4 separate regions of the Mus musculus genome follow, and regions 2, 3 and 4 are each linked to region 1. A link is a loop called in an ENCODE intact Hi-C map of the cell type or tissue named here. Cell type or tissue: heart. All regions are shown on one strand.

Region 1 (8,000 bases):
CTCAGACCAGCGGTTCTCAACCTGTGAGTCTCCAGCCCTTTACTGATCTGAGACCCTTTCCCAAGGGCCACTTAAGACCACTGGAAAACACAGTGACTCATAACAGTAGCAAAATTACAGTTATGAAACAGCAATGGAATGATTGTATGGCTTACTGTCACTGCAGCATGAGGGACTGCAGTAAAGGGTCATAGAGTTAAGAGGATTGAGAAGCACTGGGCAAGACAGGAAATTATGCTTCTAGGTCATATCAGGAATTAAAACTGCCATTATCAGGAATACAAACAATTCCAATTAGTTAACCAGTGTCTTCAGGACACGTCTAGGATTGAGTCAGGACAGAACGAATGTCAGGGGAAACAGAAAGAGCCCGTCACGCCAGTGGATCTGATTACAGCACTGGATGGCGGGGAGTCCAGGGTGGCAACACAGCTGAAGAAACCGCTGCACAGATTAGTGCTATGAAGACTATGCTCCATTAGCGGGGGAGATGTCTCAACAACTAAAGCAGTTAATGGGGGAATGGGGACTGTCTTAGTCAGGGTTTCTATTTCTGCACAAACATTATGACCAAGAAGCAAGGTGGGGAGGAAAGGGTTTATTCAGCTTACACTTCCACACTGCTGTTCATCACCAAAGGAAGTCAGGACTGGAACTCAAGCATGTCAGGAAGCAGGAGCTGATGCAGAGGCCATGGAGAGATGTTCTTTACTGGCTTGCTTCCCCTGGCTTGCTCAGCCTGCTCTCTTATAGAACCCAAGACTACCAGCCCAGAGATGGCACCACCCACAAGGGGACCTCTGCCTTGATCACTAATTGAGAAAATGCCCCACAGCTGGATCTCGTGGAGGCATTGCCCCAACTGCAGCTCCTTTCTCTGTGATGACTCCAGCTGTGTCAAGTTGACACAAAACCAGCCATACAGGGACTTGGCTGGTTTAACGTGTGTGATACCCTGGAGGTGAGTCCCAGAACCATTACAGAGGGCTTCACCTCACTAATCTCAGCTCTGGGGAGGTGAAGGCGGAAGGCTTGCTGCAGGGGATCTGCCTCCCAGCCTCTGACCCTACTCTGAGCTCACAGATCTGTGCCCTCCATATATACACAGTGACTTTCCACATAGTCAACTCAAGCCAACATCCAACACCGGCAGAGCAACTTTCAACAAAGTCAACTCCAACCTTTGGAACAAGTTCTGGGCTTTGAGTGAAAAACTCCCACATAAATTCTGATACCTTTGCCACACCACAAAAGACATCCAGGAATATGGTAACATTGTTTAAAGCTCGGGCTAAACCCTGAGAGAAAAAGAGGCAGGGACTGAAACAATCCCCAGGACATCTGGTCAGTGGGATTTTGGCTAACCAGGGAGTGGGATTTCACAAAGCGACCGCATGCGTGGTGTGTGGTGGGAGCATCCAGAGAGATGTGTGCAGTCCCTGCAACGAGCATGAGGCTGGCGGGCTGGCTAATAACTCAGAGCTTATGGCACTGCTTGCATGGTATACAACGAGCATCTAGTGAGACAAATGGCACAACACATTCTGAGGGCTATGGGGGTAGCTCAGTGGACAAGACAGCTTGCTCTGCAAGGATAACGGTGGGAGTTCAAATCCTAAGCAACTACATAAAAACAAACAAACAAACAAACAAACCCCCCCAAAACAAAAAACATCCTGGGCTATACTTGCCTGTGACTCCAGAGTATAGGGAAACAGGGGGGTCTAGAGAACTTGCTGGCTAGACGCTGTAGCTGAAAAGGTAAAGCAACCTGTCTCAAAGTAAAAAGGTGGACAGCCTCAGAGGAAGGCACCTGATGTCCTACTGTGGGCTCCAGATGTGTGTTCATGGCAAGTACACCAGGCAGGCATACACTACATTTTAAGTATCATGGGAGCGTGCAGTGGGGTGCCTCTTTCTGAATGACCAAAGGGAAAGAAAGGTATTACAAGATCGTGTGAGAGGCTCTCGTGACAAAATCTTCAGGCTAAGTGTCTAACCTTGAGTGTTTTCTGGCTTAATAAATTAATCTAATACATTTGTTTGTCAAAACAAGGACCGATTTGGAAGAAGAGCTGAAAGACTGGCGTGTAAAATGCCAGTGTTCCTAAGAGAAAATAAACCTTTCATGAAAGCAAAGGGGCAGGGAGAATTTTATAAAAGATTTTCGAGATTTTCACAATTCTCAAAGATTTTCTTATGCTTCAAAGCATCATCCCAAATGCTCACATGCTGGGAAAAATGAGTCCTCTTTTTCCCTTTAGTCTTTCAAGACAGGGTTTCTCTGTGTAGCCCTGGCTGTCCTGGAACTTAACAATCCACCTGCCTTTGCCTCCCAAGTGATAGGATTAAAGGTGTGTGCCACTACCGGCAGGTAGCTCTTTTATCTGTGGAAATCTCTGTTGCAGACATTGAAAAGCCTGTCTGTGACAGACACTACTTGGCATGAGATACTACAAGAACAAATTTGGTGCCGGTCCCCCAGCTATAGAAGCAGCAAAGTGTGTGCTTAGGATAGAATTCTTCGTGAGGTGGAAGAAGACAAAGAAAAAAGAAAGGAAGGAAATCTAGACCATTATGGTTGAGAACTGTACAGAATATCTATTTGAACCATGATAAGGATTCAAACAATACTTTTTTCTTTTTTCTTTCAAAAGTGCTCAGACAGAAGCTATGCTATCCAGGATGAAGCTCCACTGGAGCTGAACGGAGCTGGAGCAAGAAAGCAAACCAGAGTAGGATGGAGCTGAGGACCCCAGAGGGGCTGAGGAGGGAGAACAATGTTCATCAAGCTTAGTGAATAAGCCATGAAATAAGTATCACATATCATCTATATCCATGTATCCACTTATCCATGCATGCATCAACCCATCCATCCATCCATTTATCTATCCATCCACCCACCCATCCACCCATCCATCCATCCATTTAACTATCCATCTACCCATTTATCCATCCACCAACCTATCCATGCATCCATCCATCCTCCCACCCATCAATGCATCCATCATCATTCATCCACATACCCACCCACCCATTCATGCATGCATCCATCCATCTATCCCTCCACCCACCCACCCAGTCATCATCAATCTATACCTATCATCTATTGACCTATCTATCATTTATGCATTTATTCCACCATCTCCCTAACCTACCTATCAGTCATCTGCCAGCCTACCTCTCAGATAGGAAAGTGAAGTCGACTATGTGGGGAAGGAAGACAAGGCCCGGGCATGGAGACAAGAGAGATTAATGGGAGGTGACACAAAAAAAATGTCTTTGTGAAACTTATCACTATAAATGGATTATACTACAACTTAAAAATGGAATAGATTTTCCTTGGAACAGCTTTTCTGAAGACATTCTCAGGAGTAACCAAGAAAGAGTGAGGGAGCCAGGTCCCTTAGTGGTATTTAGGAGTGGTGAAGACGCACCGGAAAACCTGAGCGCTCTACCTTGCACCTGCTCAGCCCACTCACTCTGTGCTTATGCAATGCAGTGCTGCGTGCTTTGCTCTGTCAAGACGTGTGTGTGTGTGTGTGTGTGTGTGTGTGTGTGTGTGTGTGTGTGAGAGAGAGAGAGAGAGAGAGAGAGAAAGAGAGAGTGAGAGAGAGAGAGAGAGAGAGAGAGAAGGAGGGAGGGAGAGGGAGCGAGCGAGAGACAAAGATAGACAGAGAATTGGAAACGAGATAAGAGAGGACACGTGTAACTTTTAAATTCTACCCAAACAGTACCAGGGTTGGACTAATTTGGAACCCAACAGAAGACAGTAGGGAAGAGAGAGGCACCTGGACTGATTATGTCTTTTCAAAGAAAGAAGAGTGGGGCAGGAGTGGAGAAACCTTCACATTTAACAAAGGCAGCTCGCCTTACACGGAGTCTCTAGTGACTTCAATAATCCACGTTTAACACCGAGAACAATTTTATACTTCGAAAGGTTTGTGGCTGTAATTATCCCCAGGTCGAGTCTCCTGCCCACGTAAAGACTACTCACTTGAGGGTGAGGGTTAAAACACTTGGCCTTCTCATCTTCTGAGGGAGCTAGTAGTATGATCATAGAGTGTTTGGGCCCCATGAGCACAGACCAGAAGCAAAACCTTGCACAAGTGAGCTGGTGGCAAAGCTGCTAGAGACGGCAAAGGAGGAGGGATGGAAACACTGCGGGCTAAGTCAGGTGTGGGGGCAATGCCACGAGTCCCACCTGCTCAGGAGGCTGAGGCTTCTGTCCAGGGATGCAGGGATGAACTGGACAACAGGTGGGGGAAGGAAACAGTAAAAACCTGTAAAAATTACCCAGCCAGGAATAACCCCAGCTCTCAGAGAGGCAGGCAGACAGTAAGGGAGCTCCAGAGAAGTTCATAGCAAAACTCTCAAAAGGCATAACAGAAAGACAACAAAACTATAGTACGCTCCAAATGATAACTGTGAACATTGCTTCCTGTTCCATAAAACATGCAATGCCTACATGGGCCACAAGAGGGCACCAGATGCCCTGGAGCTGGTGCTTGTTAGTGGCCAAACATTCCTGCTGGGGCTGGGAGGTGGTGGTGGTGCAGCACTCAGTAGGCAGAGACTAGGGACAGTCTCTGAGTTTGAGGCCAACCTGAACTACAGAACAGGTCCCACTCCCATGCATTCCAGGTTACAGCTTGCACCATGGTGTTCCAGCTTCTACTGACTTTTATTTATTTCACCCAGGGGGCAATGCTATTTCTGGACTGTTCTAATGGCAGGAATTTCAGAATCTTCTTTCTCATTTAGAAACTTAAATCAAGTATTTTGTGTCATGGGCTTAAGCTAATTCTTGTCCTTATTGGATTCAATAAAACCTCTTAATTTTTCATTAAAACACACAGCTCAGCTGTAAAGAAAAACAGCAACCCACCTTCACTATGGTTTGATATAGACCCTGTGTGCTTTAGGAGGGAGTCCAGAAACCCCATTAGCCACCAAACACCTTTTAATTTCTTTAAAAAAAAAAAGGCAAAGAACAATCTATATTAAAAATCAAATCAGCAAAGGTGAAGCCAGGGCAAATTCCTAGGAGAGCTTTTTCAGCCAGGAGACAGACAACACAGCTACTTCCAACCAGTCTGTTCTCTTTCAAACAAATACAAGTCCTGGTTTAGAGTTATCTGAATGTAGAGGAGTAGACCACTTCCTCCTGCCTCTGGGTCTCTCTCTCTGCAGACAGCAGGCTTCCCCTCACAGATGATGATAATGTGGACACCTTACAAAGAGGCGCTTTAGTTTCAATGTTACCAAGAAACCAGGAATGGACAGTATCAGGCTCTACCAACTGTTTAGTTCAGTCTTGAGTTACCGTCTCTAGGATTCATGCCCAGCCCAACTAAAACGACTGTAAGTTCAGGGTTGTTACTTAATTTGTCATTTAAATAAGTAGGGAAACGGAAAGTCTGAACTTACATTTTACACCAACCAAAGGCCAAGAAGCTAGGGCGGAGTCAAGAAATAGTTATAGCCAGTAGCGTCCCTGCCTGCACACTGCGGAACTCCTCCTAACGTTCCTAGATACTTTTGTGGAACTAGAATTCTCACTTGGACCTTCTTTAAAGAGCTGACTAGTTGGCAGTGACTTAAAAATACATTCAATGTATTCAATGCTCATTACACCATCCTCTCTCAGAAGGTGTCTAATTATTGCAAGGGAGTTTGAAATGGGCAGTGCAAAAGGAAATAGAAGTCTCTCAGCTCTTCCAATGAACATGGCTAACACTGCAGGATGCTCTGTTTGCTCACTGTCTTCAACTCTTGGGATAAGAGCCTAGGCTGTGTGGTTTACCATGCAACAAGAACTGACTGCATTCATTGTAAGAAACTCAAGGCTGGAAAAAGTGGCTCAGTCGTTTTTGTAAATGTGCTTGCTTCAAGAAGATGTGAGTTCAAATCCCTAGGACCCACATAAAAGCCAGATGCACAGTTCAAGATCCTGTAATCTCAGTCCCTAAGGGGACATGTGTACAACATGGGAGGAATAGATCCTGCCTCAAGCAGGGGGAAAGGCGTGTGAGGGGCATGCCCATGCAACTTCTTGTGCATGTGCATACACACACATGCTGAATAAAAATTAAGACAAAATTCGCTTCAAATACCAGCACATCTAAAGTTCTTCAGTGTCCACTTGAGAACCAAGATGCCCCAACTGAAAAAAGAAGCTGGTAGGAACCAAATCTAAGTATCTTTTTCAGGATGATAATTCCACAGGAAGTTACAATTCAGGATCTTCATTTCTCAAAACCGAGCATATATGTGGGCCGGCTGGCTGGCTGGCTAAGGCCACAACATTCTTCCACTAGCTCTCAACACTTTTAGCTCATTTGTGTCTCGAGTGGGCTGGGCTGCCTGTATACAAAGGTCAAAGGGCAAACTTTGGGAGACATGTCTCCCTTCCCCAGGGTGGAACTCAAATTGTCAGACTTGGTAGTAGGCACATAAGACTGGCTGAGCCATCTAGCCAGCCCTTTGCCTGAATTGCTAAGCAAATTCATTTGGGTATTCTAATAGTTCTAAGACTATTTACACTCTCCACACACACTCAGGAATTCTGATCATGGGAGTTGTGAGATACCTTCCAACTGAAATTCTTAATTTGTTTTCTATAGGATGACTGCCCAGGTTCAGCCACTAGCCACCACCCCACTCCATCCCATCCTGCTCAGCACCCCTACCTCCTAACATGAGGCCACCTGCTCTCAGCAGTTAGGGCTCAAATCTTGCTCAACCACAAGAGGTGGTTTTCATGCTGTACCTTGGCTCTAGCTGATGCTCCCATCTGGAATGACTCTGACCCTTTCTCGGCCCCACAAAGCTCAGCCCAAATTATTTCCTTGTCTCACAGCCTATGACATCTTTATCTCCTCAGAGTATTGAAGCACTTGCCCGCATTCAACCATAGGTTCTGCTAGCCTATATCCGCCCTCTCCCTCTCCCTTCCACCCCACCCCCACCCCCCGCCAATCACTCCAAGCTCCCAACGTTATAGGTCCTTCAAGACTACAACACTGGCAAACTTGCCTAGTCTTTCCATTCAATCTACCCAGACTCGCAAGCAGAATGCCTGTGTTCCAGGGAAACAGCCTGACAGACAGCTCTCACAAGCTTTGTCGTTATCAGCAAATTCCAACTCAAGAAATAGCGATAGTTTATTATGTAAACACTGGGGTGACCACCACACATCACACCTACACCAGGAACTGTCTTCATACTCCACTATTGATCACTAAGTCTTTAAAACAGGAATCACCTCTTCCTGCTACCAGAGTTTGATGGTGGTTTTTAGTGGCTCCCTTTATCAACCCTTCCAAGAGGCAATCTGCATTTTGTACAAGCACAGGTGCCCAGTGTTGGCCCTACAGTCTCCACAGCAACAGTAGTGGCTGCTTCATCCTGTAGTAGATGAACATCCTGAGATGAGTTTTCCAGTTTATGTCCATGACAGGAACATTAGATAGCGGCTGTATTCATGTTTATCTTTAAAACCAGAGTCAAGCTGAAGATACAGACAGCCTGTCTTCATTGACGGCTGTAATGATTCCCAACCCCCATGAGATGATATAAGATACTTTTCTAAGCTGGGTGGGGGCGGGGGGGGGGCAGAGAGATGGCTCAGTGAACAACAACATCTACCTGGTACGAAGCCTGATGCTCTGAATGCAGTCCCTGAAGCTGTAAGCAGAAGGTGACAACTGACTCCTAAAAGCTGTCCTCTCCTCTCTCATGGGCAGTGGTATGTGAATATTCATACAAAGAATACATGTGAAACTGTGGTTAAGGGTCACCTGCATAAAGCTTACCATCTTAATAGTAATGTTATGTTTCGAGAAAACTGAAAAAAAAAAAAAAAAAACTACTGTTATACTGACTAAATCACAAGATGGGGTGGGGTGGGGAGACACCTGCTGGAGTTAACACCTGAATTTGGAAACCCCTGTATGTCTGCCATTCTACTGCTGGCAAAAGGGAATTACAACATATTA
Region 2 (8,000 bases), 110 kb after region 1:
CAGACATAACCACTGCTAACCCACTCTTAAACTTTTCACCTTAAACAGTGAGTTTCAAATTTTCTTCCCCAATTGCACTGAAATTTTCTAAAGAAGGTATTTATCATATAAAGACATTCCCTTCCTTTTCTAAAACAAAGCATGAGAGAAGAGGCCCCTATAAGAACAGCCTCCATTCAGTTAGTAGCCTTCAATACAGTGCAGACAGCCATTCACATGAAGATGCTCCCAAGAACATTCAGGGCAAGCCCGATGCAGTTGTCCGTCCAGTTAAGCTGTCCTTCTCACTAGGTAAGGACTCCCAAGTCTCTGTAAGAACTGACTAGTTGGAACAGTAGCAAGTAGAGTTCCTCATAATGACTAATTCCATCTAATTTAGCTGCTCCCTCACACACTGATTCTCATGAGTCTTCCAAGGTAAGGACAAACTTTCTCTCATTGTATCAGAATTGGCAATAATGGCCATGGGATTAACTCTCATTCAACTAAGGGTAATGAGGAGGAATTTACTCCAAAATTCTTGAACAAAGGATCTCCTGATATAATGATCTTTAATGTAGTGGTGAAGGACAGAGAAATCCTTTGAAAAATTAGGAGGAAGATGATAGGCGATAACTCAGACTGAAATTCATTCACATTTTGCAGATTAATTTTAAATAAATAAATCAAGCTGTATTCTTAGTTTCACAATCACTAGCATGCTATTTCCAAGAAAATGTTTTTTTGATGAATAGAAAGTAAAACAGAATTATATAATTATATGGAATATAATTATAAAGCCTGAGACGTAGCAAGCCTTTGCTAACCCTTCTTATTTTAAACATCTATTTGTCTTGCTTTTTGTTTCAGACACAATTGTACAATATGGCTTAATCTGGTGTAAAAAAGTATGTAGCCCAGACCATCCTCAAATTCAGAGCAATCCTACTGTCTCAACCTCTTAGGTGCTGGAATTACAAAGTGTGTATCAAGACATCCAACTTTCATATTTTAAGCATTTGAAGGTTTAAAAATATCTTGCTACCAAACAGTAATGATACTTTTTTGAGCTAGCCAGGAGTGTAGTGCCACACACCTGTAATCCCAGCACTCAGGATGCTGAGACATCAGTAAGACCCTGTCTCAACAATACTAATAATAGTCATTATTACCATGAGCTAAATGTTGATGCCTTAAAAGCCAAATTCACTATGAGCACTTGAAAACATGATTTCCTCCCAAGCCTGTAATTCAGACTCCTTCTTTTTTGTACTTTGCAAACATGACTTAATAGAAAGCAATGAATGAGCTGCTCCAAGTGCTCAACTGCAGTAACAAAGCATGCACCACAGCAGCCATGTATGCAGAACGGTCAATCAGGCTTTCTCTTCTAAATTAACAAGGCTATGCATTTTGTTCTTAAACAAAAGTATACAGGGACCAAGCCTGGTGCAAGCCTATATAATCCTGCTACCAGAGAGGCTGAGGCAGGAGTATCACATAACAAATACAACTCCTGTCTGGACTACAGAGTTAGCTCCCGTGTTACCAGCCTAGGCAATCTAAGTGAGGACTTCTCCCAAATAAAGAGGACTGAGAGGGACATTTATCTCTGAAGTGGACCCTTGCCTACTTCCAACTTCCAGTCTGAGGGTACGTCTCCTTGACCTTGAGTCTATCCTCTACTTTTAGGCTAACCCCACTTCAAACTGATAACAACATTATCAAGATAGAAAGGAAAACACTTAAGTAGTCTGAAATCCTTAGGGGAAAAAAGGAAGAGAGAGAAACAGTGCAACACAGCCAAGAGCTCCAGGAGGCAGCACAGCCCACCAGCCGTGTGCCCACCAGCCCTTCTCCTTCCAATACAGCCCACACTCACAGCTCCTTCTCCACACTGCTCTAGTGTGCTCTCAGAGCACTAATACTTGTTTATACCTATCATGGTGGGAGCTCTGATAAAGCCTCTTAGGGAAAGGAGGACAGACACATTAGGAATCTCCTAAACAAAGAAGAAAACTAAGCACAGTTATCTTAGTCAGGGTTTCTTTTTTTTCTTTTTGGTCTTTTCAAGACAAGGTTTCTCTGTATAGCCCTGGCTGTCCTGGAACTCACGTTGTAGACCAGGCTGGCCTTGAACTCAGAAATCTGCCTGCCTCTGTCCGGAGTGCTAGGACTAAAGGCGTGTGCCACCACCGCCTGGCTTTAGTCAGGGTTTCTATTCCTGCACAAACATCATGACCAAGAAGCAAGTTGGGGAGGAAAGGGTTTATTCAGCTTACACTTCCACACTGCTGTTCATCACCAAGGAAGTCAGGACTGGAACTCAAGCAGGTCAGGAAGCAGGAGCTGATGCAGAGGCCATGGAGGGATGTTCTTTACTGGCTTGCTTCCCCTGGCTTGCTCAGCCTGCTCTCTTATAGAACCCAAGACTACCAGCCAGAGATGGCACCACCCACAAGGGGCCTGAAACCCTTGATCACTAATTGAGAAAATGCCTTACAGCTGGATCTCATGGAGGCACTTTCCCAACTGAATCTCCTTTCTCTGTGTCACTCCAGCCTATGTCAAGGTGACACAAAACTAGCCAGTACAACAGTGGAAGAGGGTTAAATTCGGTAATTTGGAAATAAGTGAGGTTTTGCTGTTGTTGCTATTTTAAGAGAGAAATTACAGTCCTAGCTGTCCTGGAACTCTATATGTACACTCATATACATGTACATATGGCCGTGAACTCCGAGAGACCCATCTTCCTCTGCCTCTCAGAGTACTAGCATCATCAAAGGCATTCACCACCAAGCCCACATAAGAAGGGACCTTTTTTTTGTAACTAAAGAACTTCATTATTAGTGCTGTATGCAGCAAATTAAAAAGCAACTTGGCTGTTTTCTTATATAGTTAACAACATACTAAAAACTTATTTACAGGAACCAGGCAGTGGTGGCGCACGCCTTTAATCCCAGCACTCGGGAGGCAGAGGCAGGCGGATTTCTGAGTTCGAGACCAGCCTGGTCTACAAAGTGAGTTCGAAGATAGCCAGGGCTACACAGAGAAACCCTGTGTCAAAAAACCAAAAAAAAAGTTATTTACAGTATCACTAAATTCCTTTTATTCCATATTCTAAATATATATCATTGGGAGAGAGAATTAAGTTTCATAAGAGGATAACTGCCCATATTATCAGTTATAAATTCACAAGATTTCCAAATGTATTGCTCTCAGTATCAGGAAGGTCACCACTACTTAAAGTAAGACGCATATTCAAGAACTTGATCTAACTTTCAACAACCCTTTTTGCAGCCTTTCCCAAGGCTACCTACCATAAATAAACAAACAAACAAAAATTACGATGAAATTGCAGAAAGGCATTTAAGAGCACTGTCCCATTTGGGCAGCCACAGATGCTATTTTAAAAACTCATGTACTTAAGACATTAAATGTCATATTACTGAGCATTAACATCCCCAAATCAAAAGTTCTGAAAACTATGCTAATTAGCATACATTTAATTATGTTTCTAAAAGGTACAAGTAGATAATGCTGAGCTGAGCCGGAATTTGCTACATTTAATGTCCGAATTGCTATTATTCCTTAAGAAGAAATCGAATTTATTTTGTCGAAGCCTGCCTTCCAATCAGATCAGTAAACCCAGCAAAGAGTAAAAATTGGACACCTGCATTAAAAAAAGAAAATTAAAAATCTGCTTGGCCTGACATGTGAATGAGGCCCTGGCAAATGATTCTCCAAGCTTCTAACCCCCTCTGAGTGCACACACTCTCCCGAGCACTTGTGTCTTTTCCTCCCTAACTGATGATCAGAAGGGCAAGCAGAAATTAAAAAAGAAAAAAAAAAAAGGAGGGGGGGGAGATCGCAGAATAAATTTGCCTGCTACCAACCATCCAATTAGCGAAGTCCCTGGCTGCCAAGTCACCTAGTCAACAGAACCTCAATAATAAACACTACGTGTAACGTGACCATGGATCACCACACCGTGGGTCCTCTCCAGGGCCTCGCATCCGTGTGTCAGCTTCCTCAGTCACCACCGGGGAGGGCCTGCAGAGTGATGTCCTGCAAACAGTTCAGACCCTGCCAGGCCACGGGCCGTGCGCGAGGTGGGGGGTGGGAGGTGATAGTCCTCGGTGGAACCCACCCGGGAGCGTGGCGCGGCCGCCTTGGGGACCGGCCCTCCCCCTGCCTTCCCTCAGCCCTGCCCGGCCCCGGGAGGGGCGCGGGCCGTTCCCCTCCCCCACGGCCGCCCGGCCGCCGTCGCCCCACCCGGGGGAGGCTGCTTGCGGCCCGCGCCCTTGCTCGGCTCGCGAGCCCCGGGCCGGGCCGGGCCGAGCCTGGCGGGGAGGCCGGGTTGCGGTACGAACCTCGCTGTTGAAGGTCTTCACGGCCTCCATGTTGTCTGCGCAGAGGCCCGGGGCCCGACGGAGGAAGAGGCGGCGGCCGGGTGCGATGCGTGCGGAAAGGCGGGCGACGGGCCCAGGAGGCCGCGGAGCACTGCGAGCAGGCGACGCTCCTCAGCGCCGGCGAGGCCCCAGCATGGCCGCGGGGCGGGCGCAGTGAGCAGGACGGAGGCCGCCGGGGCGGGTCGGCGGCGGGGGAGGGGCTGGCGCGGCGCCTTCTCTGCTTCTCCGCCTCGCTCGGAAGCGGCCTCCACACTCAAGCTTCGGCCCCCTCCACTCTCCACCCCCTTCTCCTCCTTCCTCTTCCTCCCACGGGCTCCTGTGTCACCTCCCTGCCGCCTAGGCCGCGGGAACCTGCAGCGCGCAGCGAAGACACAGGAGGAAGCGCTGACCGCGGCGGCTGCGGCATCCAATATGGCGGACGCGGTCGAGCCGCGCACTCGGAGTCGGCGGCGCCAGCCAGCGCGCCCCCTGGCGACCAGGCCGCGCGAGGTCCGCGGCCGCGCCAGACCATAGAGATGGCGTGGGCCAGAGCGTCTGGAGTCGCTGCGGCGGGAGCGGGGGACCCGAGGCCCTTGGCTGTCCTCATCCCGGGCCGCGGGAGCGAGCGCTGCGGCTGGACGGAGGGGCTTCGGGTGGCCGATCCCGCGGATGAGCGCCGCTCTAGAAACAAGCAAAAACAAAGTTCAGGGGAAGAGACCGAATGGAGGAAACTACGGTGTCTTCGTTGCCGCTTCCGGGTGGGATGGCACCTGCGGTGGAGGAGGGATTGAAGTGCCTTTGAGAACTTTAGCGGGTATTGACTTACATTACTCATCGCCACCATTGTGCCCCGGCGTCCTGGCGGCGGGGGACAGACGCTGCACACACGAGGTGGCTCGGGTCGCGTGCAGCCGCCGTGCGGGAAATGCGAGCTGCGCGAGCCGGGCCTGGGCACCCCGGAGGCGGGAAGGAACCCGGAACGCCCCCGTTTGGACGCGGATATGCAACCTGGTTTTGTTGTTGTTGTTTGTTTGTTGTTGTTTTTGGTTTTTTAGGAGGTGGGTTATTCCGAAGGAATTTGGCCCCAGGTTATCGGAGCAGAGGGATAATTGCGGGTTTTAGGATCCAGACGTGGTACGGGTGAAAATGCTTCGTGCTTGCTTGAAGTTAAACCCGGCGGGGGAACGATTGTTCCCACTGAACGTTCCCACAGGTACTGCTAATTGCCTTCGCTCTTCCCAAATTCATGCAAAAGGAAGGGGTGGGGGGATGGGCTGCTTTAGATTAGTATTTCCTAAGAGCTAAGTCAAGAGGCTTATGAAATAGTCTTTTAAGTCGGCTTCATTCACAGCTTTGCTCCTGGTGCTGGCCGTTTCGAAGGTAAAAATTACAATGGGACTCTTCCATTTTTTTCACCTGCTATCTCTAAAGCAGATCATCTCCACCTCTTCCAGTACTCACAGGCCTAACCCTGACGATCCTGCTGTCTCCGAGTAGCTTGCATTTTTCTGGACAGTAGCCAAAATGATATATTTTAGACACATCCCTTGCTTAACCCCCTGTGATACTTTTCCATTGCCCTTTAAATACATCCTTCCATCTTGCATTGGTGTGAAGGCTCTGCTACCTCTCTGCACATGGCAGTCTTCCACACTGTCCCTTGACAACAGAGAGCATTTGTCTGCTCTCTGTCCATAAGAGATGATAAAACTGAAAAGTCCCATCATATGATGTCAGAGACATTTTAGCATAGCAGTGCACAGCGTATCTCATGTTAGAGATGGTTCTGGCATAAGTAAACCTATCCTATTACCAATAGAATTAAAGTATAGAATATATAGTTTTATAGTGCCATGGCACTGGTAATTTATCATACCATTTATTTTATTCTTACCATATATGTCTTCTAACTAGAAAGGGGTCTGTATGCATACAAGCCCATGTGTACAGGAGTGTGCATGTGGAGTGGTATGTGATTTTAATCATATGAATGCCCAAATATGCATAGATCATGGACTCATACAGTGGCAAATGAAAGATGTCTCTCTTTCAGGAGAACCCTTGGAGACACTACCTTTCCCACAGAATTTCATTCAAGGAGCTCAAAGGCCAGGTTAGTTTTACAACATTCACTGTTACTGTAAGCTAAGCAAAGCCCACCTCCTCCACACTTCTTCTGAAAACTACAATTTGTCTCCTGCTGCTTCTACCATTTTAGTTTGTTAATGTCATAATGAGCATTGTTCCTATATCATACCAGCCCATCCATCCCTCTCCACTTGGAAATCCTCCGTCCCCCCTACCCTTTAGAGTTCATAATCTTTTTTTATTATTTTTAATATCCCCCAGTTCAAAATCACACAATTATTCATTTTTATATTTTTTATTCTTCTCTCATACAACACGTTCACAACTGCAGCATTCCCTCCCTACGCTCAGCCCAGTTTCTCTCTAGTTTCCCTTTCCCTCAAATCCCACAAACAACCACAGCATGTATGCAGAGAACCTAGTACAGACCCTGCAGGCTGTGATTGTTGCTTCAGTCTCTGTGAGCTCCTATGAGGCCTACTTAGATGATTCTGTGGTCCATGTTTCCCAGGTGTCCTTCACCCCAGGCTCCTACAATCCTTCTTCCCCTATTCCCTAGGGTTCCCCAAGCTCTGCCTTTGGTTGTGGGTCTCTGCATCCATTCACATTAACTGCCAGAGGAAGCCTCTCTGATGTCAATTGGGCTAGGCGGTAACATATGAGTTTGGGAATCATTTTATTAAACTTTTTTTTTTTTTTCGGGGAGGAGGGATTCGTCAGTCGTGTTTGTCTCGTTGCAGGAAATCTTTTGAAAAGGTACCATCTACCTGGAGGGCATCATCCTGAGTGAGGTAACCCAATCACAAAAGAACTCGCACAATATGTACTCACTGATAAGTGGATATTAGCCCAGTGCTTAGAATACCCAAGATACAAGATACAATTTGCAAAACACATGAAACTCAAGAAGAACGAAGACCAAAGTGTGGACACTTTGCCCCTTCTTAGAATTGGGAATAAAACACCCATGGAAGGAGTTACAGAGACAAAGTTTGGAGCTGAAACGAAAGGATGGACCATCTAGAGACTGCCATATCCAGGGATCCATCCCATAATCAGCCTCCAAACGCTGACACCATTGCATATACCAGCAAGATTTTGCTGAAAGGACCCAGATATAGCTGTCTCTTGTGAGACTAGGCTGGGGCCTAGCAAACACAGAAGTGGATGCTCATAGTCAGTCAGCTATTGGATGGATCACAGGGCCCCCAGTGGAGAAGCTAGAGAAAGTACCCAAGGAGCTAAAGGGGTCTGCAACCCCATAGGTGGAACAACAATATGAACTAACCAGTACCTCCAGAGCTCATGTCTCTAGCTCCATATGTAGCAGAAGATGGCCTAGTCGGTCATCAGTGGAAAGAGAGGCCCATTGGTCATGCAAACTTTATATGCCCAGTACAGGGGAACGCCAGGGCCAAGAAGTGGGAGTGGGAGGGTGGGGGAGTGGGTGGGGGAGCGTGTAGGGGACTTTTGGGATAGCATTGGAAATATAAATGAAGAAAGTACCTAATAAAAATAAATTTAAAAAAAAAAAAAAAGGCA
Region 3 (8,000 bases), 140 kb after region 1:
AAAGTATATTATATGTACTTGGGAATTTATTAAGAGAGTAACTAAGCCAGGAACAATAGCACATGTCTGTGAGTGTGGCATTCAGAGGCTAAGGCAGGACTGTGAGTTTGAAGTCACCATGGATATATATAGTGAGACCTTTTCTCAAAACCAAACCAAAGAAAACAAAAGGAGAGAGAGAGAGAGAGAGAGAGAGAGAGAGAGAGAGAGAGAGAGAATACAATGCCATTTGATTGGTTCTTGCCAAATTCACACATAAAGCCATAAACTGGAAATTTTCTAGGAAAATTACAAAATTTGGCATTCTACATTAATGTCTATAAAGTAAACAATAGTATTCATCAAACATTTCACCAGTTCACTTTTGTGTTCTGATTACTATTGAAGATAGGAATCCCTTATGTGAGTGGAGGTCATAGGACAAGTTATGGCTGTGAGTTGTTTCCTTCTATTATGTGGATCCCAGAGACCTAAATCAGGCTTGGCAGCAAGCACCCTTTCCCCACTGATCCATTTTGTTGGCTAATATTCTTCTTCAGGCAGTTTCAAAGATTCATGAAGGAGATTCTTCCAAGCAAGATGAAATTATGGTATTTCCTCTAACTCCACAGTCCAGAACCTCCTGAAGAAGGTGCTGAGAGCTCAAGTACCATTTACTACATAGTAGCTAAAGTTCTGCAGCATTTTAAGGGACATTTTAAAACCTGGTAAGAGAGTAGCTGATTAGGAAAGCTTTGTTTAGAGGGTAGGTAGCTCATAAAAAGAAATAGAAATACAAGAATTGGGGAGGAGCTATCAAATTTGCCAATGTTAAAGAGCTGTGTAACCTTTAATCCTAGCACTTAGGAGGTAGAAGGTAGGAGATCTGTGTGAGTTCAAGGCTAGGTTGGCCTGTGTAGCCATTTCCAAGTCAGCTAGAGCTATATCGTAAGACCCAAAGGAATGTCAGTGGGATATATATGGTTTTGCCTTTTATTTATTTATTTTTTCTCTTTTTTGAGAGACTTTTGTTGCATAATCAAGCTGACTGACCTCCAGGTGTGATCTACCACATCCAGCCTGGCTTTGCCTATTGAAAAGCTGTTTAATTATGTATCCAGTGTCATACAATTTCTTTTCACATTATTCTACTTCTGGAATCAACATAAAAATCAATATAAATTTGAAGAAAAGTCCTCCCTTCAAGATTTATTTATTTATTTATTTTTTGGTTTTTTTTTCAAGACAGGGTTTCTCTGTATAGCCCTGGCTGTCCTGGAGCTCACTTTTGTAGACCAGGCTGGCCTCGAACTCAGAAATCTGCCTGCCTCTGCCTCCCGAGTGCTGGGATTAAAGGCGTGGGCCACCACGCCCGGCTAAGATTTATATTTTGAAAATTGCTTAAAACTAAAATATTGAGGCCAATGTCTAAAAATAAGAGCATGTTTAAGTAGATATTGACCAAATTCACTCAATACACTTGATGAACTTAAAATTACTTTCAGAATTGGAACAAGGACCTGCCATCTATTGTGGCCAGGTCTTTATTATGAACTTCTTTTTTATTTTTTGAAGTATTCCTCCCATGATTTTTGGGTAAAGGAGACCAAGACACATTAGAAAACTAAATGATCTAAAATCAGTTGTCAGGAAAAAGAGAAGTGGAACTCACTGCTTCACATACAGAGAGACTGTTATGGCATTTGGTCCAAACAAACAAGACACAAAAATCTTGATAGTATGACTAAGCTTAAATAATTATCAAATTTCAATTCTAAATTATCATTCATAAGGGACATTATTAGTAAGTCACTATCAATGTATAATTAAGGCCAGTAACATTAGACAAACAGCCTTAAACAACTTTACTAACAAGTTTTTCCTAATTAATTAATTAATTTTTAATTCTATTTGTGTGTGTGTGTGTAGATCAGAGGAAATTTTGTAGGAGCCAATTCTCTCCTCCTATCAAGCATGTCAATTAGTGAGTCAATGAGACATCAAGCTCAGGCCTTTTGCGTTCTGGATGCCCTTTTTGTCAGTCAGTCAACATCTTTTAGGCTATGAACTAAATATCTATTAGGTTATGACCCATAATCTAGGTACTGGGGAGCAGAAAATGAAGACTTCAACAAAAACATGTTCTGGAATAGCTTTTTCCAGCAGAAGGAACACACACACACACACACACACACACCAGCAACTCAGAGCCAGAATTACTGATTCCACACAAGTGTACTCTGGAAATTTGGGGGGAAAGCTGGTCTTGCTTACATATATTTACTTCTTTCCTTATCCTTCCCCCTCTCTCTAATATATATATATTCGTGTAATCAAAGGAAGGAGGTGGCAAACAAGACTGCTATAAACAAGGTGACAAGAGAAGAGGTACTAGGATGTTGAGTTCTACTAACCATCTCCTATAACAGGAATCCCCAGTCTATGAGAATTTGGAGTCTTTCTTTAGTTACAAGCACCTAAGACCAACTCAACTGAAAGAAAAAAAAAAAAAAGCAAACAAAAAGGGAGGTTACTGTGCAAGGGTGACTAGAATGATCCTTCATGGGCAGAGTGGGGACCAAGTGTGCATGGAGGCAGGAGCTAGGAACACAGGTTCAATGTGCTACCTCTAATTAGGAAGGGAAACCAGCAGATCTGAGTTGTAAGTATGGTGAATGGAATTCAACAAGAATGACACGAACTGAAGATCAAAAAGCAGAGTCTGAAGAAAGGGAGGGGGGATTTTGAACACCAAGTTAAGGAGTTTGCGTTTTCCTCCATAGGCACCAGTAAGGCTTCAGGTTTTTGAGAAAAAGAAGGAACACATGGGTATTAACTGCATATTTAGAGCCACATCACCAAAATGTTGACAATACAGTTACCCTGCCTCTGCCTCCCAAGTGCTGGGATTGTAGGTTTGGGCCACCACTCCCAACTCTGTAAGTCTATTTTTGAGGTAATGCCTTTGAGGCTTGAGCAGATCCATTCATTTATTCCTTTTGCAGTGCTGGGTCTTAAACCCAGGCCTCATCCATGCTAGGTGGGCACCCAACCACAGAACGTCACCCCAGCCTTAATTCTTTTTCCCCACTCAATCTTTAATCAAGTAGGGACAAATCCACACTTTGAAAAAAAAAAAATCTGCAGTTTGAAGGGGACAGATTAAAAAAAAAAAAAAAAAAGAGGATACTTTATTTTGCCCCTCCCCCACAAAAGTTTTTCCAAACTTGTAGCTTGACTAAAATGTTCAGAATGTATGATTTTTATACAAAGAAACTGCTGGCATTCTTTACTAGTGAGGAACTATGGCAGAAAGACCCATTCCTCTAAGTCTCAAACATGGTCCAAGAAAGCAGATTCTGATTGTAGCAACTGATTCCAGAGTTCCACTGACAAAACCCCTGCCCTGTTGGCTTTTTATTTCCATTTCCTTCCCTGAGAAAAGGGCAATGTGTGGTCCAACCTGGAGAGCTCACAGGCTTATATGTCTTCCCCTTAACTGCCCCGCATGCCCCTCCTCCTGCTCCATTGAATTGACACTTGATGAGCAGAAGTCCAATGTGGTGCTGATCAGTGTCAGTCATGCACAAGAGACCACTGCACTTTGATGTGGATTTTGTAGGGCGGGGGAGGGGTAAAGAACTAGTTTTGTCAACAGGTACTGATCACAGGCAGTTGCTATTATTAGGAGTCAAATTTTGCTTTCTTTGACACTGGTAGTGTGTCTTCCTTGTCTTCATCCTCATCGTCATCTTCATCATCATCATCAGGATAATCTACCAGACCCAGGAGTCTAGGGTTTTATTTTTGAGGTTTAAGAGTTTTAGGGTCGCCAGTCAGGGGTGGCACACACCTTTCATCCCAGCAGCACTTGGGACAAGGCAGGGGCAGTGGATCTCTGAGTTCGAGGCCAGCCTGGGCTACAGAGTGAGCTCCCACACGATAAGCACACGAGACTTTTTTTATTTTATATAAAAATCACGCCCGCCCGCCCGAGTCTCTGCAGATGCGGATCTCTCCGCGGGGTGGGGTGGGGCGGTTTCAGTCTCTGGGGACCCCGGGTGGCCCGGCGAGTGGACATCTTCTTCCCTGGGGGTCGCAGCCCCCCACCCGTGGGACCCGCACACACAGCGGGCAGACAGCTCAGGGCCGTCTGTGAGGGGAGCCGAGGGCGCCCTCTGCTGGCCTGTGGGTGTCATGGCGGCGGCAGTACGCGCCCTGACTTTTCCCGGGACCCCACGGTTGGGCGGGGACGGCGTCAGCTGAGACGCGGGAGACCATAGTGGGGTCTCACCTGAGTGAGCATGAGGCGGGGTCATGCCCGCGATGGGCAGCGGGGGGCGTTTTACTTTATGACTATTTTTATAGATTATAATACGTGACACGTGGAAGCTGAGGCAGGGGCGTGACCGCGAGTCACGGATCTGAGGCAGGGACTGAGCATGCACTGTGTGTGAGGTAGGGGGAGAGCGGGAACGGAGCGGGGGGAAAAGCAGAGACAGGAACCTGGGGCTGACAGCATCGACGGGTGATGGGCGGGGCCTGCGGCGGCTGCAGTCTTCTGCCCGCAGCGCCCCTCCGGATGAGGCCCCCGCCCACCGCGCAGCGTGGACCTAAAGCCTCTGCATTCCTTTATCGAGGGGAAAAAAAAGCCTCAGACGCTGCCTCTGTCAGTTACGGGCGGAGGTGGTAGGGGAAAGAAATACAGCCTCCCATTGGAAGCCTCTGCCAGTCACGGCTGGGCAGGCGGGACTTCTGGCACTGTTTCCTGCTCCTGGAAACAGGGAGTGGAGAAGCTTCTCGATTGGAAGCCGCTGCCGTCAATTGTGGCCGAGCGGGCGGGACTTCCTGCCAAGCCCCCCAGAGTCTCTCTGCTGCTGCCGCAAGCGCCGCTGGCCCGGGGACCACAGATTGGAAGCAGGCAGTCACTGGTCGTGGACAGGAAGACTCTCTCCGGCCATCTCAGGTCAGTGTAGGCTCCGGCATGCCCCTGCCTCAGCCCCGAGGCATGCTGGGAGTTGTAGTTCTGTCCTGGCTTTGGTTCCTCTGAGCCCCGCCCCCCATTTTTTTCTTTTTTGTTCTTTTTTTCCGAGACTGGGTTGTTATTTTTTCTAATTATTTTTATTTTTAATAAATTTTGAATGTTTAATATTCATCTATCTATCTATCTATCCATCTATCTATCTATTCATTTTTTATTGAAGTTAGTTTTGGTTTTTCCCAGACTTGGTGTCTCCCGGCTTAACCCTGAGACGGTTGCCCTGGCGTGCCACCCGGTGGTGACAGGTTGTTACTGCAACGTTCCAAAATTTATTTTTTTTTTTTTTGGTTTTTTTCAAGACGGTATTTTTTCTAATTATTTTTTAATTTTAATTTTTGAATGTTTAAATTTTATTTATTTATTTATCTATTTATTTCTTTATTGAATTTAATTTTGTTTTTTCCCAGACTTGGTGTCTCTGGGCTTAACCCTGAGACAGATGCTTTGGCGCACCACCCGGTGGCGACAGGTTGTCACTGCAAAGCTCCCCTTTTTGTGTGTGTGTGTGTGTGTGTTTGTTTGTTTTTCTTTTTTTCCGAGACAGGGTTTTTCTGTATAGCCCTGGCTGTCCTGGCACTCACTCTGTAGACCAGGCTGGCCTTTAACTCAGAAATCTGCCTGCTTCTGCCTCCCAAGTGCTGGGATTAAAGGCGTGCGCCACCACTGCCTGCCTGTTTGTTGATTTTTCAAGACTTGGTTTCTCTGGGCTAAACCCTGAGACGGTTGCTCTCGCACGGCACCCGGTGGCGACAGGTTATCACTGCAATGCTCCCTCTCGCTTTTTGTTTTGTTTTGTTTTTTCGAGACTGGGTTTCTCTGTGTACACCAGGCTGGCCTCAAACTCAGATGTCCGCCTGCCTCTGCCTCCCAAGTGCTGGGATGAAAGGCGTGGGTCACCACCGCCCAGCTGTTTTTTTTTTTTTTTTTTTTTCTGATTGGCGAGCACAGCTGAGTGGGCGGGGCCGGTGATTGACAGGCAGATTGAGGCTGTGGCTACATAACCATGTCATCCCCCTGCCTCAGCTTCTTCCTTACTCAAGGGAATCCCCCTGCCTCAGGGTGACCAAAGCTGAGTGATAGGGCTGGCCCAAGTACAAGGGCTTCTGCCCTGGCAACACCCTGGCAGGTGACCTGAACAGGAGGTCTAAACAGGTGTTTGGTGCCTGTCTATTTGTAATAGCTGTGGTCCTCTAACCTGTGCCTGTGAGCCACCAAGAGTGAACGGAAACTAGAAGCATTGCCACCAACAACTGGAGCAGTGACCACACTGAAGTTTCTCTGGCGAGGGGGAAGGGGAGTAAGGAGAAAAAAAAAAAAAAGGCAAGTGAGCAAGCAAGCCAGCAAGCACAGGAGCACACTCTCGTGGAGGCCCACACCCTCCCTGTGCCTACCCAAGATGTGTCAGTCAGAGAAGCATCCAGAACCGGAGCTCCAAGCAGCAGCGAAATAGTGAGATGCTGCCCATGAGACCTAACCCTCAATGTACCCCGGCATAATTTCAGGAGGGTCAGACACCAAGTCCAGTGGCCTCAGGGGGGAGGGAGTGGCTAAAGGGGTCTGGAGAGGGAGTCCTCTGTGCCCCGAGTAGGAGACTCACTTCAGGTACCCATGGCTCTGGCTGGGGGAATGGGGTAAGGCAGGGGAAGCAGTGGGCTTCTATCCTGTGTCTTGGTCTTTGGCAAGGGCACCGAGGCCCCCTTTTTCCTCCCTAGACCCCTGCTTCCTCTACCAGATCCTCCCCCAAGCTCTTCTGGACTGGCATCCGCTCTTCTGCAGTGACTTGGGAAGGGCAGCCCACAGGAGAATGCTGATTTGTCTTTGCTTGGTCCCTGCCACCTCCTCTTGTTTTTTAGAGACATACTGGGGTCCTGTGGAAGAGAAAGGAGGAGAGCAGGACAGTTGGTGTGCTGTGGTCTTAGCCTGTGCCGCTCACCAGTTCTCTGTTGCAATCCCCTTTTGTTCTTTGCTTTGCTCAGTTTCTAGGAGACACAGGACTCAGCTTCTCTTGAGCAAGGCTCAGATGGCAGCCTTAGCTTGTTTAATCAACTGTGCTTTTTCAAACATCCTAGAGTGGGTTGCAGTAGAGTCTCATGATGCCCACTGTGTGACAGACAACTTAGTTGCATTCAGGAAGCTGAGCTTACAGTGAAAAGGCCTCTCTGTGCCTTTGGAAAGCTGGCTGAATAGAAGACAATGACCTTGTAAAACTAGTGGGTCATACATGTGGTTGTAGCAGAGCAGGGAGGCAGCTTTCGAGCTAGGTGGAGAGCCTCCTGAGCCTGTGGATGGAGCCACTGCTACCATTTAGCAGAAGAGGAAGCAAAAGATTGAAGGTTTTCTCAGGTGCCACGATGGAGGAACAAAAGACTTGGCAGGTGTCACCCAATTGTCTAGGCTCATGGCACTGTGTCTCGTCTTTCTGGCACCTGTGAGGGCAGAACTGTCTTTGGGTCCCAACCCTCCTAAGCATGGGAGGTTGTGGGTATAAAGTGGATTCTCTTCCTTCCCATTAGGGGCTCCAAGGCCTTTGCTCAGGCTGCTGCTGTACTTAGAGGTTCCTAGGAGTTGTTCCTGAGCTGCCGCCCACTCAGCACACCGGCAGGTGGGAGACACTGGAAAATAAGCCCAGTAGTCAGGCAACCAGGCCCCTGTCTCACAACTTGAGTTGGTTAGAATGGAATGGGCACTGCAATGCCTGCTGGAACTCTTTGGTTCCATTGGAGAGAGAGGCAGCTTGCTGGGGGTGAGGGGGCAGGGTAGGGGTAGGGAGCAGGACCGGCACTGGCTGAGGGGTTGCTCCTCAGGTTCCTCCAGACTTAGGCACTGACCCAGGCCACGTGTGGACATGTGTCCTGCAGGTTGTACTTTCTCCAGCTGGCCCTATGGCGGAGGCTAGGCCAGCTGAGCTGCATGTCCAGACCTGCTCTGAAACTGCGCTCCTGGCTGCTGACCATCCTCTACTACCTCCTGCCCTTCCGTG
Region 4 (8,000 bases), 130 kb after region 1:
AGGAGTGAAAGGGGTTTGTAGCCCCATAGGAGGTTCAACAATATGAACTAACCAGTACTCCTAGAGCTCCCAGGGACTAAACCACCAACTAAAGAGCACACATGGTGGGACTCCTGGCTCCAGCGGCATATGCAGCAGAGGATCGCCTAGTCTGACATCAATGGGAGAAGAGGACCTTTGTCCTTTGAAGGCTCTATGCCTCAGTGTGGGGGAATGCTAGGACCAGGAAGCTGGAGTGGTAGGTTGTTGAGCAGGGGGAGGGGAAGTTATAGGGGGAGGGTGTTTTCCTTTATTTACATTACACTTGTAATGTAAATAAAAATATCCAATTAAAAAGATACTTATTCAGGATAAAAAAAAAAAAAAAGACTGTCATAGATAGAACTCTTTATGTTACTTTGTAGGATTTCACAGGAGTGCCCTCTCAAGTGACTCACTTGGCTAGACACTTGGTTTCATGTCTGACTGTGACACTTTCACTCCATTGATGAGCAAAGAGTAGCAGAAAAGCTACCCACTCAGTGAGCTGTGGCAGAGGCAGGATCACCACCCCATATTCCCAGTCTGGGAGTTCCTGGTCCCCATCACTTGCCCCATATGGACACAGCACCAAGTTCTCCAGCTTCCTGGTGGGGATTCAACCAAACCCCTTTGGTCTTGGCCCTCTGCATTCTACCCTTTCTGGGAAACCTGAGCTGTAAAACTAAGGTGAAGAAAAAAGGAACTCCCCTTCCCAAGTGGGTGGCGAGTGCTAGCTCCTCAGGGAGCCGTCTGCTCTGCCTCATGTCCACCTTCATTTCACAGTCCGTTCGCCTCACTCTCTTGAACCCTGATGCCCGCGAGCTTAGCATGGGGTCAGAGCCATGGCCACCTAGCAGTGTGGGAAAGCCCAGGTTATGGACCAAGAGTCTGTAGATCCTGCAGCTTGCCAAAGCGAACACACCCGGGAGCCAAGCCCCTGGAGTCCTGGACCTGGCCTGGTGTTTTCAGAGGCTCTGTGAGAGGAGGGTGGAGGTGGGTTGGTGATGATTGGTCGGCTCTCTGGGGGCGTGGCCTCACGCTGGTACTTCCTTTCAAACTTCAGCTAGGCGTCTGGATCCCAGAGTCTCAGAAAAATGACAATTAGGATCGCTAGACTTCAGGCCAGAGGTTAGGAGAGCCTGGCTCTTCCAAGGACGACAGCAGTGGGAAGCCAGATATGCCAGCGTGTGGCAGCTCAGAGTTGTGAATGCTGCCCACCACAAGCTTGTTAAACTTTGTTTATGGGTACAAACTTCACACAGGACCAAAACTAACCAGTGTCTCCAGAGCTCCCTGAGACTAAACCACCAACCAAAGAAAACACATGGTGGGACTCATGGCTCCAGCTGCATATGTAACTGAAGATGGCCTAGTCGGTCATCAATGGGAGGAGAGGACCTTGGTCCTGTGAAGGTTCTATGCCCCAGAATAGGGGAATGCCAGGGCCAGGAAGCAGGAGTGGGTGGGTTGGGGAGCAGGGGGAGGAGGGAGGGGATAGGGGATTTTCAGAGAGGAAACTAGGAAAGGGGATAACATTTGAAATGTAAATAAAGAAATATCTAAATTTTAAAAAGGTGAGCATATTCAGCAGGAAGCCTCAGAGGCTGAAAACATTCTAGGCCTCAATAAGATTGTTTAGAGGCTAGAGGCTTCCAGGACTTAGGCCTAGGTTAGTGCAAGGTAGAGGCAAGAAGCCTCAGAGATGACAATTACAACAGGAGAATAAACGATACTGTTACAAACTTTAAAAATCATATTTCTAAAAATATGAATGAGCTCTTTGGCCCTGAGGCCCTCAACATCTTGGCAGTAGGTCTCCTGGCAGCGGGGCAGAGTTCTACTATGACCAGCACCTATGCAGGACAGTTCATGATGGAGGGTTTCCTTAAGCTGCGGTGGTCCCGCTTCACTCAGGTCCTTCTCACTCGCTCTTGCAACATCCTGCCCACTGTTTTGGCTGTCTTCCGAGACCTGAAGGACCTGTCCGGCCTCAGTGATCTACTCAATGTTCTGCAGAGTCTACTGCTGCCCTTCTCTGTGCTGCCCATTTTGACTTTCACCAGCATGCCAGCTGTCGTGCAGGAGTTTGCCAACGGCCAGTTGAGCAAAGCCATCACTTCCTGCATCATGGCACTGGTCTGCGCCATCTACCTGTACTTTGTGATCAGCTACCTGCCCAGTCTCCCGCACCCTGCCTACTTTGACCTTGTGGCTCTGCTCCCCATAGGTTACTTGGGCCTGACGGCTTATCTGGCCTGGACCTGTAGCATCGCCCACTGAGCCACCTTCCTGACCCACAGCTCCCACCAGCACTTTTTATATGGGCTCCCTAATGAGGAGCAGGGAGGTGTGCAGGGTTCCCGGTGACCGCAGCATCCAGCAAGCAAAGAGGCAACAGGATGGGCACAGCAGGGCAATTGGAGGTCCTCTACTGGCTTTCTGGATTACCAGTTTCCAGTTTGGACAAGTGCTTTACTTCTGAGTAAAATGACACCCTTCTTATCACCACAACCTAAGACCCTTAAAAAACACAGTGCCTGGGTCAAGAGATGGCTCAGGTGTGAAGAACACTAGCCACCCTTTCAGAAGACAGGGATTCAATTCCCAGCATCAATGTGGTGGCTTTCAACTGAGGGTGATTCCAGTTCCCAGACCACCTCAAACAGAACTGCCACAACTCCACTGTCTCACTCCAGCACGTGGAAGATGAAGGGAGGAGTCCTAAAGAGTTCTAGGTCGGGGCTGGAGAGATGGCTCAGCTGTTAAGAGCACTGACTGCTCTTCCAGAGGTCCTGAGTTCAATTCCCAGCAACCACATGGTGGCTCACAATCATCCATGATGGGATCCGATGCCCTCTTCTGGTGTGTCTGAAGACAGCAACAGTGTCCTCACATACATAAAATAAATAAATCTTTAAAAAAATCTATCTATCTATCTATCTATCTATCTATCTATCTATCTATCTATCTATCTGAGAGAGAGACTTGAAGATGGAAAGACTCAGTGGTGAGGGGATAGAAAGAGAGCCTCAGGGACTATATTAGTTTTGGAGCAGGACATGGTAGAGGATAAAGAGAAGAATGAGAGGATCAGTTTGGAGACAGAAAAGAGACCAAGGGTATCTTGTCTTCCATCTGAATGATAGAAGGGATGCATGGAACATCTCTAACTGCTGAGGGCTGAGAACTAGAGCCCAGAGTAGAAAGAACTAGGTAGCTCAAACAAGCAAGCAAACAAACAAACACAATGAATCAACATCCTCCACAACAAACAAACACAATGAATCAACATCCTCCACTGATTTGGTCCTATGGGAATTTAAGCACCAGGTTGCCATTCTTTTTCCAGAAAAATTTCCAGATGCCTGAGGTGCAAATGTTAATGTAAACTACTGTTTTCTAAACATTACCATCTAGCTTAATTCTTTTCTCCTAAAATGGTGTGTAGGCCAGGAAAACTTTTCTGTTTTCGTTGTCTTTCTCTTGGAAAACCAACCTATTAACTGTTATTACTATTTGCCTCAAGATCTAGAATTTAACTGCTAAGATCCAACTGTAATTGATGACCCAAGGGAACAACCTACAGGCTGTCTCTGAAATGAAGACTGGGGAATGGAAGAGAATCAGAGTTCTACGTCATCTTTGCCTACATACGAGTTCAAAAAGATTCTGGTCAAAAAAGATCACAAACAATAAAACCACATTTGTTGTCTGTCAAGATTAGCACGTACATTTAATCCCAGCATTCCAGAGGTAGAGGCCAGCCAATCTTTATGAGTTTGCAGCCAGCCTGGCCTTTATAGGGAGTTCCAGATTAGCCTACCTAGTGAAACTGTCTCAAAACAACACCCCTCCCATGAGAAGGAAAGGAGGCTTGGGGGAGGATCTGTGTGTGAGAGAGCAACTAGGAGGAGAGGTGGGGGGGGGGTGCTGATATTGGGATGTAAAGTGAATAAATAAATTAATGAAAAAAAAAAAAGCCCCACAAACCCATCTACATTTGTATAAAGTAGATAAGGTCATTCTTATGTGCCCAACCTGCCCTCTAGTGTTTCATTTTAAGTGCTACTAAAATTTCTTAATCTCAAAATATCTGCTTAATAGGAGTAAGAACAGTGTCATCAATGAACAGAATAAGACTAAATCTCTGACACGGGTGAAAGTCACATCATAGAAAAGTGAAGGTCCTTCCAGAAGTTAGTTCCAATTTCTCTGGGGAGAGCTGCAATATCAATGGTAAATATCCATACTGTATTTCAAGTTTTGTTTGTTAAATGGGCCATGAACAGAAAAGAACAGTTCAAATGTCATATAAAATGTGATCACTATGTTATTGCTAATATAGCTGCTGTTACACTAATGTATTAAAAGATATTTAAAATGTTAACTAGTGCAGTTTTATTATAACAGATATTCATAAAGTAGATAAATATCATTTAAAATATTTTAGATTTAATTTTGTTAAAATATGAATTTAATCTTGTCTTGATAAAGTTTAAAGTATTTGTGTTTGGGATATTCATAACTAATGTAAACTATGTTTTTTCCTTCTTTCTTTATTGTTAGGTACAACATATAAATACATAACAAGCAAGAACATAAAAAGCTTCAAAAACAAAAAAACAAAAAACAAAAAACAAACCAAAAAACCCAACATTATGAACTAACCAGTACCCCAGAGCTCTTGACTCTAGCTGCATATGGATTAAAAGATGGCCTAGTCGGCCATCACTGGAAAGAGAGGCCCATTGGTCAGGCAAACGTTATATGCCCCAGTACAGGGGAATGCCAGGGCCAAAAAATGGGAATGGGTGGGTAGGGGAGTGGGGGGGGGGAGGGTGTGGGGAACTTTTGGGATAGCATTGGAAATGTAATTGAAGAAAATACGTAATAAAAAAAATTAAAAACAAAAAACAAAAAACCCTAAGAGGTCTTTAAACCTTTTTCTGAAAGTATAAAACCATGAGAGTGCTCAGACCAAGGGTGATACTGCAGGCCAGAGGCAGCAGGAGGCAGACAAGCACAGCTTCTCTTCCAGAGCCTGCACCTAACAGTGTTTCTACCAGCAGCTGGATGCTCTACAGGGGAGCCACCCAAACGGCAGTCCCCTTCAACAGGGGGGAGAAGAGGATGCAGTCATTAAAACTCCTTCTTCCTGCCCCAAACCAAGGAAAAGAAGATCGTCTCTCCCCAGCTTTCCTGGGCATGATGTCCCGAACCTGACATTTACCCAATCTGTCTAACTCAGTTCCTAACCAAAGCCAGTAGGTGCCCAAAGTTTTGGGGGGAGGGGAAGAGGCTAGCGTGTTATCAAACAGATCTTTATTTGAAGTCATCTTTGGTGCCGTTTCTTACTGTTTATTTATTTGTTAGCCTATTCTTCCAGTTGCATGACTAGGCGCAGGCCATGATGACTTCTCGGAGGCCTGAGAAGTGCTTACAGCCTGCTTAGCCTGCTGTGTCAGGGCAGATTCTGGCTTGTTCACAAAGGTCTCCAAGTCACAGTCTGGCTGATCCGTCACCTCAGAGAGCTCAAGCCAGCTTGGTCCTTGCTGTGTGATCTCCCTGAGCTCTTCCAGGGCCCTGATCTGAGTCATGGCATCATTAAAGCTGGACACCTGGGAAGATAGCTCCTCCTCTTCATTGCCAGCCAGAGAAGTCCCATTAGAGCTGGCTTCCATCACTTCTGTTCCCATCTGAACCGACTGCTCTCCACTGGGCCCACTGTGGGGGCTTAGCTCCTTGACTCTGTCTGTGTATCTCAGCATGTTTAACATGTATTCATAGGAGCTTATGCCTGGTGAGATCATGGTGGTCATGTTGAGTTCTCCTCAATGAACAAAGTCCTCAGCAGCTCTCACAGAGCGGTGTATGAGCCTTGTTCTGTCCCAGAGCCTGGATACATTCCTTCAGAGCCCGGAGAGACTTGTCAATTTCTGCACTCTCCACGTGAGTCTGCCGGTCAGCACTAGACATGTCAGCCCCTCGTTCATTCCCTGCCAGATCCACCAAAGAGAATTTGCCATGTAATCTCCCTTAAGCTCAAAGAAGAATCTGGAGGGAGCAGGAGAAATTGGAGTTGTCAAATATTTGTCCAGAAGTCCTGCAGGCGCTGCCCATGTTGATCATCTTGAGGACATCATCAGCACAGGTAACCAGATACTCCTGCAGTCTCACATCCTGCACCTGCTGCCTGCTGTCCTCCAGCACATGTAACTTGGCCTTTTTGTTGAACAGATCAAACACCTTCCCATTGTAGATCACGAAGAACATCACATAAACTTCCAGGTTTAAGTTCCAGTATGGAGACTGATTCTTCAGAAGGAAGACATCCCGAGAAACCATTGTGTAGATCCCTTTGGATGTATTCTGACTTTTACCAGACAGGTCTCCACCCATTGTGTGTGTCTTCCCACTGCCTGTCTGTCCATAGGCAAAGCATGTTGCTTTTCCCCCTTCAAAAATCGCCTGTACCAGTGGCCTTACTGTGAACCTGAGTCTGCTAAACTCTTGTGGGTGATGAGGTAGCTGTATAAACCATTGGAAGGTATAATCTCAGCACTTGGGAGGCTGAGGCAGGACTGTCATGGTTCAAGACCATCTGAGCAACACAGACAGGTCTAGGATAGCCTGGGCTACAGAATGATCTCTTGTCCCCAAAAAACATCAAAGAGAACTGCTCATAAACTATGTTTAAAAGAGAGGTCATTGTTTCAGAAAAGTTTAACTGCACATTGTATGTTGTGATAGGTTTGCAAGAAGTATGAGAATACTCTATTACATCTAAAATCCAAGCACATGGGATATGGAGACAGGAAGACTGGGAATTTTGGACATCAAAAGTCTCCATGACATACATCAATTCTGCCTTTAGACACCCTTACTGTTGATAAGAAAAGCCAATGAAATTTACACTCTATAGTTCTATGAATCCTATTATTCATTGGCTTGGCTTTCTAGTACACACACACATGATATTATCATAGTTGTGGTTATTGAGGCAGGTCTTGCTATGTGGCCCATGCTGCCTGAAATTCTCAACACTATTGCCCCAGTGTCTATGTACTACCATGCCCAGCTTCATGCACATACTTAACTGTCAAGAAGAATGTAAATGAAATAGGACTAAATGAGTTTGTTTGGCTTTGAACTGATAGTTTATGTGTCTTCATGTGCTAGACATTTTAGCCTGAATTGTTTAAAGTAATAAAGAGAAATTGACAGAAAAGTGCTTTGGAGCACCATGTGTTTTCAATTGCTGCTCAAGAGGGTAGCCTCAAGGAAAGCATTAGAGCAGGTTGGTTTTCCCTTCACAGGAACACTGGACCATGCAGCCACCGCTCTTGGTGCTTTCTGTGTATCTGCTATGGTTCAAATGTTGTGACAGTGCGCCTACTCGGAAGGAGACAGATGCTACGGATGGAAACCTGAAGAATATGTTTGGCTTATCTGCTCTGTTTGCATGTTTGCCTGTCCTGCTGATGTTTATAGGGCCTTGCAATTGAAAGATAAGCATATTCATTACATGTCACAGTAAAATGTTCTCCAGGACTTAAACCAAGTTCTCATGATGTCAAGCATCTAGATAAAATAGCATTCACGTATCCATATGTTTTGTATTATGCAGATGAAACTTGCCAAGAAGGTCCCCTTCTGGACTCCGACCCAAAGTAGTGGGCAAGCTGCATGTAATCAATTAATACAGGTAGCAAACACATTTATGACTTATGTGCCTAGTTAGATAACCGAATAATGGCAATTTCCCTCTTTGAATCCTTTACTGGTTAACAGACAAACATGAAATATCTGAAGAAGCAAGGATAGGAGTTGAATTTCAGGGCCTGGGAATATGAACTCAATTTTGTCTCTGCTAGCAAGGTGGATTTTGTTCCTGAGATGGCTGAAGTCAGGAAACCATCTCTTGACACACTGGCTAAAGAGAGATCAAAATGGAAGTATACTTACCAAAGGCCAGTTAA

What was found. Hi-C counts contacts between places; a loop is a spot of excess contacts. Peaks named below come from ENCODE experiments on the same cell type or tissue, not always from the same donor. Only the 100,000 strongest peaks of a DNase experiment are listed, where the experiment ranks them.
Region 2: a loop joins it to region 1, with 3 times the contacts of the local background. A loop is called at or near these places in 14 of 42 quality-filtered maps.
Region 3: a loop joins it to region 1, with 6 times the contacts of the local background. A loop is called at or near these places in 23 of 42 quality-filtered maps.
Region 4: it touches region 1 in a loop (4-fold over the local background); 17 of 42 quality-filtered maps call a loop at or near these places.

Annotation. Positions count from the first base shown.
Region 1 is chr17:3,221,120-3,229,119 of GRCm38, reverse strand. No RefSeq gene overlaps it. Among named protein-coding and RNA genes, the nearest start is that of Gm34035, 58 kb to the left of the region's middle. In heart, no CTCF peak of the experiment used is centred here; a DNase peak (open chromatin) is centred at 4,509.
Region 2 is chr17:3,111,771-3,119,770 of GRCm38, reverse strand. It overlaps Scaf8 (SR-related CTD-associated factor 8), which reads right to left and starts at 4,799. Exons shown (of 20, transcript NM_134123.3): 1 at 4,353-4,799. The coding sequence starts at 4,382. A230045G11Rik (a long non-coding RNA gene) reads left to right here and starts at 4,487. Exons shown (of 6, transcript XR_003952289.1): 1 at 4,487-5,184; 2 at 5,426-5,583; 3 at 6,424-6,483; 4 at 7,199-7,249. In heart, a CTCF peak has its summit at 4,886 (motif pointing left); DNase peaks (open chromatin) are centred at 4,090 and 4,760; H3K4me3 peaks cover 3,118 bases; H3K27ac peaks cover 2,252 bases.
Region 3 is chr17:3,080,913-3,088,912 of GRCm38, reverse strand. It overlaps the pseudogene Pisd-ps2. Among named protein-coding and RNA genes, the nearest start is that of Gm25909, 27 kb to the right of the region's middle. In heart, CTCF peaks have their summits at 4,134 (motif pointing left), 5,192, 5,400 and 5,722; DNase peaks (open chromatin) are centred at 4,232, 4,792, 6,372, 7,072 and 2 weaker places; H3K4me3 peaks cover 1,923 bases; H3K27ac peaks cover 1,447 bases.
Region 4 is chr17:3,095,525-3,103,524 of GRCm38, reverse strand. A230045G11Rik (a long non-coding RNA gene) reads left to right here. Exons shown (of 6, transcript XR_003952289.1): 5 at 4,126-4,257; 6 at 4,588-4,603. It also overlaps the pseudogene Gm41522, the pseudogene Gm5679 and the pseudogene Gm4829. Among named protein-coding and RNA genes, the nearest start is that of Scaf8, 15 kb to the left of the region's middle. In heart, a CTCF peak has its summit at 4,060; a DNase peak (open chromatin) is centred at 1,014; H3K4me3 peaks cover 819 bases; H3K27ac peaks cover 556 bases.